Regions from separate parts of the Mus musculus genome. Here all the other regions are linked to region 2. A link is a loop called in an ENCODE intact Hi-C map of the cell type or tissue named here. Cell type or tissue: left cerebral cortex. All regions are shown on one strand.

Evidence for each region. Hi-C counts contacts between places; a loop is a spot of excess contacts. Peaks named below come from ENCODE experiments on the same cell type or tissue, not always from the same donor. Only the 100,000 strongest peaks of a DNase experiment are listed, where the experiment ranks them.
Region 1: it touches region 2 in a loop (2.7-fold over the local background); 2 of 42 quality-filtered maps call a loop at or near these places.
Region 3: a loop joins it to region 2, with 4 times the contacts of the local background. A loop is called at or near these places in 8 of 42 quality-filtered maps.

Annotation. Positions count from the first base shown.
Region 1 is chr13:100,702,495-100,704,994 of GRCm38, forward strand. It overlaps Cdk7 (cyclin-dependent kinase 7), which reads right to left. Exons shown (of 12, transcript NM_009874.3): 11 at 1,897-2,044; 12 at 1-1,012. The coding sequence ends at 984. Among named protein-coding and RNA genes, the nearest start is that of Cdk7, 27 kb to the right of the region's middle. In left cerebral cortex, a CTCF peak has its summit at 1,251 (motif pointing left); no DNase peak of the experiment used is centred here.
Region 2 is chr13:100,056,764-100,059,263 of GRCm38, forward strand. Bdp1 (B double prime 1, subunit of RNA polymerase III transcription initiation factor IIIB) reads right to left here. Exons shown (of 39, transcript NM_001081061.1): 19 at 1,963-2,182. Among named protein-coding and RNA genes, the nearest start is that of Mccc2, 42 kb to the left of the region's middle. In left cerebral cortex, no CTCF peak of the experiment used is centred here; a DNase peak (open chromatin) is centred at 1,136.
Region 3 is chr13:100,633,649-100,636,148 of GRCm38, forward strand. Rad17 (RAD17 checkpoint clamp loader component) reads right to left here. Exons shown (of 17, transcript NM_001044371.2): 6 at 215-351. Among named protein-coding and RNA genes, the nearest start is that of Rad17, 16 kb to the right of the region's middle. In left cerebral cortex, no CTCF peak of the experiment used is centred here; no DNase peak of the experiment used is centred here.

The sequences.
Region 1 (2,500 bases), 650 kb after region 2:
TGAATTCAGAGAGATCCAACTGCCTCTACCTCCCGAGTTTGGACAGGGACAAACCACCACTATGCCTGGCGATTCGTGCCATGTTCATGATAAAATTTATACAGCAATAAAAAAATAATAGTCCATAAACAAAGCACAGGTAAATTACACTATTTATGTACTATATTATCATATGGTAATTAAATCAACTCAATTTAGATCTATTAATATGGAAAGAAAGTTTCTAAGTAAAAAACAGAAAGCAATAGTATGAGCTATAGTAGGATTATTTTGTTTATTTATGCTTTTTGAGAGAGGACCTTACTGCGTAGCTCTGGCTGGCCTGGAGCTCACTATGTAGACCAGGCTGTCCTCAAACTTAGAGATCCACTTCCATACATGCTAGGATCAAAGGCATAGGCTGCCATAAGGTGAGATGGAACTCTTTGAAGATAGCAGTACAAAACCATGGAAGACAAACACAAATCTCCCCGAGGCCTCTTCCTTGGGGGAGGGTCAAAGGAATGGGATGAGCAGTGCCAAGGTCCTGGCTGTGCGTGCAGGAGGAGCGTAGTGAGTTCGAGATGACAGGACATCAGGGAGGCGTCAGGGCCATCTTTTCAGGGCTTACTCTGGGTAGTAAGTAGGCTAAAGCTCTTGCAAAACTGCTAACAGTATTGTTTTCTGTTTTCAATACTATACCTAATGATCTTAAAGTGGCAGATCACCCAGAGCTGCAGAATAACCAGGAATCGCATGCCAAGCCTCTCCCAATGCACTGTCAATTACATTTTAGAGACTGCAGTTATCCTTGTACTCTAATCATAAATCACAAATATTTATTGTAAAATACATTTAATAAAAATAACCCGTAGTTTTACATATTTTACATCTGTAGAATATTTACAAGTTCTCTCTTATAGCATTTAATATTCACTATTTTTTCCATTATTTGCCTTTGGATCATTTATTTCAGCAGTGAAACTGTCCATTGTTCGCTGCAACTAAAAAATGAGCTTCTTGGGCAATATTCCTGAAAGTAAAACAGAAAGGTTGTTCACTCACTGTACTCCAGAGCATTATCTAACTTACAGGCATTGCTAACCATTAACACAGAGTAAGAACCGCTGGGCAGAGGGCAGGAGAGCTGGCTTGGCAGTTAAGAGCACTCACTGCTCTCCCAGAGGACCTGGGCTCAACTGCCAACAGCCACACAGCAGCATGAAGCATCTGTAACTCCAGTCCCAGGAATCTGATGCCCTCTTCTGGCCTTCACAGAGACTGCACACATGTGGTACAGACATACATGCAAATAAAATATTCATACACATAAAAGTAACAAAAAATTTCAAAATAATACAGTTAAAAACAAAGCCATCTGGGTGTGCTGAACATGTACTTAATTCTAGCATTCAAGAGGCAAAGTTCAAAAAGGCCAGATTCATCTAACTACTGCGTTCCAGGCGAGTCAGGGATACACAGTGAGACCGTATATCCAAGGGGGGAAAAGTTGGCTCAGTGATGAAGAGACTTCTGCTCTTGCAGAGAAGACAAGTTTGGTCCCTAGACGAATGTCCCTGACAGCCACCTGAGTGCCGGCAGCAGGGGTCTGAAGCCCTCTTCTGGCCTCCACATCTATATGACACACATTCATTCACAAAAGTTTATTTGGAAAAAAATAAACGACTTGTTGGGGGTGCAGGGTAGAAGGCACACATGGACAGCTCTTAGGACTCTCAGGCATACTCAAAAGAGCCTCAAGTGTCCTCAGCTAAGGGAGACAGGAGCATTCTAGTTCATAGGGTTTAAACAGCTCCACTTTCTTAACTGGCTTCCAGTTGCTAGCTATGTATGAGCTATTTAGAGCTTTCTGAAGTCATTTCATTTCTGTTTGTTTTTATCAATGGAGATCTTTACCTTGTTCTAAGGCCTCTGCTCTTTTCCGCTTTGTTGCCACGGTTGGATTCGCCGGTTCCTTTAATGCCTCCACCGGACAGTTTGGTCGCGGGAGCTGGCATCCAGGTGTTGGCCCGGGGCGGTTACTGAAGTACTTGGTCTTCAATGCCTTTTCAAAGACAAGGAACCCAAAGTAAAGTTTTATTCTTTTGTTTTTATTTTGAGACAGGTCTAACTGTGTGGCCCTGGTTGGTTTGTAACTTGGCAAGTACTTGTAGCAATCCTCCTACTTGTTTCTGAGTGCTGGGGTTACAGCCATGTACGACCATGCTCAGCTCAAAAGGAATGCTTTACATGCCTGTACTGTATGTAGGAAAGAAAATCTTCCCAATGGAGGAGCTAGAGAAAGAACCCAAGGAGCTAAAGGGATCTGCAACCCTATAGGTGGAACAACATTATGAACTAACCAGTACCCCGGAGCTCTTGACTCTAGCTGCATATGTATCAAAAGATGGCCTAGTCGGCCATCACTGGAAAGAGAGGCCCATTGGACACGCAAACTTTGTATGCCCCAGTACAGGGGAACGCCAGGGCCAAAAAGGGGGAGTGGGTGGGTAGGGGAGTG
Region 2 (2,500 bases):
ACAATGAAGATACAGGGTCTCACTTTGTGCTTCATCCTCTTGAATAGCTACAACTACAAAGCGCACGCTGCACCACGCCCAAGCTTAACCTTATATATTCCAGCATATAACCACTTTAAGAAGTTTCTTCTTTGTCCTAAGCCCAAAAGAGGTTTAAAATACTGTATGAAATGGAAATATCAGCTGCTAAGGGATGATGGCATTGTGGCGTGTAACGCTTATATACATCTACATGTATATAGTCACAATTGCCACATTAATTAGGGAGGAGAAAGAAACAGGATATGGGGTTCTCTTGTTTTGAACTACAGACATAATTTTTATTTTTTTAATTTTTTTTGGTTTTTCAAGACAGGGTTTCTCTGTGTAGCCCTGGCTGTCCTAGAACTCACTTTGTAGACCAGGCTGGCCTTGAACTCATAAATCCTCCTGCCTCTGCCTCCCAAGTGCTGGAATTAAAGGTGTGTGCCACAACGCCCGGCTAGACATAATTCTTAAAATTAAAGATTTTGTAACAAAAAGTATTTCATAAAAGCAGTTTTTCTATCAGACAGGTGAGATGGCTCAGCCATTAAGTACACTGGCTGCTCTTCCAGAGACTCGGCATCTATTCCCAGCAAGCATGTGGTGGCTCACAACCACCTGTAAAAATCCAACCCCAGGGGATCTGAGGACCCTTTCTAGCTTCTGTGGGTACTGTACATATGGCTAAACACCCATACACATAAAACAGAAAAAGTAGCTTAACTTTACAAAGTTGGAGGAAGTACAAAACAAGAAAATTATTCTAAAATGCAAAATATGAATTTTAATTGTAAAGGGTACTTTAAAATAAATTCAGTTTGGGGCTGGAGAGATGGGCTCAACAGTTAAGAGCACTGGATACTCTTCCTGAAGTCGGGAGTTCCCAACAACCACATGGTGGCTCACAACAATCTATAGTAGTGAAATCTGATGCCCTCTTTGGTGTTCAGACAAACATGCAGGCAGATCCTACAAAAACAACTAAATGTTAAAAAACACAACACATTCACTTAAGCGCGGCCGGGCGTGTAGAGCTGTGACCCAGTTGCTTGGGAGGCAGGAAGAACACAAGTTCAAGGTCTCCCCAGGTTAGCTCAGACCAGCCTGGGCAAACTCGAGAGAGCTTGTCTTAAAACCCTAGGTTAGCTCAGACCAGCCTGGGCAAACTCGAGAGAGCTTGTCTTAAAACCCTAGGTTAGCTCAAACCAGCCTGGGCAAACTCGAGAGAGCTTATAAGTTAAGAAGGCTGAGGATCAAGCTGAGCTTTAATCCCAGCACTTGGGAGGCAGAGGCAGGTGGATTTCTGAGTTCGAGGCCAGCCTGGTCTACAGAGTGAGTTCCAGGACAGCCGGGGCTAACACAGAGAAACCCTGTCTCGAAACTCCCCCCTCCCCCCCCCAAAAAAAAAGAAGGCGAGGATCTAGCTCAATGACAGAAAGCTGTCCCAACATCTGCAAGGTTCCTAGGACTACAAGGACAAAAAGGAAACAAAGAACCACTGATTTTAATATTAACGTTTCAATTTTAATTCTGTTTAAATTCTAACATACAATCTTAACTTGTTATAAACACAGTTAATGAGACAAAGTATTTCCTTCAACTCATGCCTAGCACTTCATTTGTCATGTTACCTTAGTAACAGAATGGAATAAAGCGATGTTATTCCCATTTTTCCTAGAGAGGAACCTGTTACATTACTTGGCTGTGGTGACATAACCAAATGTCAAGTAGAGTCTAAAATATCTTAGCTGCCATCCTGAACACATGTACCCACACCTGCCTACCAGACACCAGATAGTTAACATAAACTATATGGAATGATGACGGTAAGCATAGAACACCATCCATGGTAAAAATTACAAGAACTTGCAATGGTTTAATAACCATAATAACAAGAAAAACTCCCCAAACCTAACCTCCACCTTAATCCTCACTCACATGTTGAGGAGAGAGAGCAGCTTGGTCACTGTCCTGCTGTAGCATGGCGGCCTCCACTTTGCAGGCTTCGGATTTCTTCCCAGGCACACAGTGCTCTGCTTCTATGGTTGCTCTCTTTAAAGCTGCTCTTGACAGGTTTGGTTTTGGTTTTTTGAATCGACTTCTCAGAAAGGGAGCTGGTTTAACTTGAAGTGGCTGCTGTTCTTGAGGAAGAGGTTTGCTTTTGGAAAAAGCATTAATAAACATGATCAGAAAGTGCTGAAGTTTGAAAGTGAGTGGAACTTAGAGACTGGCAGTAACCTTCTAATTGCTTTTGTTTTGTTTTTACACAGGGTCTTCCTATATAACCTAGGCTGGGTTGGAATATGCTCTCATAAGCCAGGCCGGCCTTCAATTCTCCTTCACTCTTTTGCCTCCACCTAACAATTATGGGGACTGTGGGTATGTACCATCATATCTGCTTAATTCTAATTTTTAAGAAGACAAAAATGGAACTATTCATTAAATTCTGAAAAACACCGAGTTGAACAATCCAGGC
Region 3 (2,500 bases), 580 kb after region 2:
GTTAACTTCCCACAGACTTCATTTGCTTTTCTATATAGATGGTGTTGCAGCTGAGAATTATGCTAGCATACAGCATATCTACTTTATCTATGCTATTCTGTTTATGTTTACTCAAAGAGTCTTCAGGTCTCTGCTATCAAAAGACTACCACTATTCCTGCATCTCACAGTTGTTCACACAACAGCTCTAGCAAGATTTTAGAAGTCGTCCTTACTTCCACCAGAATGATCTTCTTATCAGTTGTCAGATCGTCTCCAAGCATCTGCAGTTTGCTGTACTTGGTGGCTCTTAATAGAAAGTCATTGAAGACTGCTATCTGAGATTGGTATGGAACTACAGAGAAGTTTGATTCTGAAAGGAAATATATTTATCACTTTATTTTCAAATCATATACATTAATATTAAATGTACAACAAATTCACATATATGATATAACTTTCAATACTGGACTATCTTAAAATTATTTGAAGTGGTCTTAATGTAAAATAAAATATCATTTCAAAGAGTAGTATCATAATGGACAATAGTAATTTTCTTCTACACCAATGAAAGTAACATGAAGTTAATTGAGTTGGGAGGCAGAGGCAGATGACTTTGAGGCCAGTCTGGTCTACAGAGCAAATTCCAGGAAAAAAAAAAAAAAATGTAGCTATTGGGGTGGAGCGATGGCTCAGCAGTTAAACACACTTGCTGCTGTTCTTTGAGGGGACCTAAAAATAAAGATAAGAATAAAACCCATTCTTAAAAAAATAAAATAAAAAAGCTATTAATTGCTTTGGTCATAGACCATAGACACATCACACAGGAACCAAGATAAGTTTCCTTCCTGCTGGCTAGCTTGCATAACAACGGCAGAAGTTACTATGCAGGGTGTGGTGGGAGAACTGTCATCAAGTCTTACTCAGTTATGGACCCTATGTGCTACACCACTTAGGCAAAAAGTATTCACTAGGATAATAGCGGTGAGTCTGTTTTAGGGGCACTAACTGCTTCATAGTTGGATTTGTGGTCTGCTGTACAGAAAAGAATACAACTAATTCAAAGTATTACTCATTTATTACAATAATACAAAGGAATATAAACCGAGCCAAAAGCCCATTGCTAGGGGAAGTCACAGACCATAATGGAGAAGCTACAGCTATTGTTTTGCTAAAGGGCTATGATATCTCCATCAAATTATAGTCTAAATAATTATGTTTATACCCACAAATTAGTACAGCTACCAACTTGTTAGAGAAGCCCTCGGTATGCAGTGGAACTAGAGTCGCATAGCTGGTTAAAGTGATTTAAAGGGATTCTTGAATGTGCAGCTATAAACAGAACATTCTTCTCACCCCCTTCAAGGCTCAGGGAAGGTCACAGAAGATGGGAGGAAGGAATGGAGATGGAATGCCATCTTCAGATTAGGATATCGCTACTGAATTTTTGTTTTGCTTTACGAGAAATGATGTAGCCCTGGTTGTCCTGGAATTTACGATGTAGATCAAGCTGGCCTCGACCCAGAAAAGATCCTCCTGCCTCTGCTTCCTGAGTCCTGTGATTAAATCTGTGCCCAACTAGCTTCATTACTGGAATTAATTTTTTTTAAAAGAAAGATTTATTATTATACATAAGTACACTGTAGCTGTCTTTAGATGTGCCAGAAGAGGGCATCAGGTCTCACTACAGATGGTTGTGAGCCACCATGTGGTTGCTGGGATTTGAACTCAGGACCCTCGGAAGAGCAGACGGTACTCTTACCCGCTGAGCCATCTCACCAGCCCCGGAATTAAATTTTTTTTAAAGATTTATTTATTTATTATATGTAAGTACGCTGTAGCTGTCCTCAGATACTCCAGAAAAGGGCATCAGATTTCATTATGGATGGTTGTGAGCCACCATGTGGTTGCTGGGATTTGAACTCGGGACCTTCGGAAGAGCAGTTGGTGCTCTTAACCTCTGAGCCATCTCGCCAGCCTCAAATTTTTGTTTGAGTTTTTTGATTTGTTTTTAGAGATAAGAGTCTCACTACATAGCCCTACTTGGCCTGTAACTGACTATATAAACCAAGGTGGCCTTGACCTCACTGAGGTCTCCTGCCTCTGTCTCAGCGATTAAAGATTATGTATCAGCAACACTGGCTGAGCCCAGAGAATCGGAGGAATAGTTAACATTAAAATAAAAGTTGTCCTTCTACATAGCTCCTATTGTAAGATGCTTAGGAGCTTTGGCCACTCCCAGTTTAGACACCACATCATCAGTAAAGAATGAAAGCTAAGATGACAGTGTTAAAATATATAAGCCTATCTGTAAAGCTATAGTATAAAAGTTTGAACTTGGTATTATCATTTTTTAAGGGTTAAAGCTCTCTCTAAATTCCAACTTTTTTGGGGGGAGGGGGTGGTTGTTAATATTTGAGACAGGGTCCTACTACAGAGCTGCAGCTGCCCTGCACTACAGAGACTCATCTGGCCTAGAACTGAGAGACCTCTTAAGTGCTGGGATAAAGTCATGCCTCCAT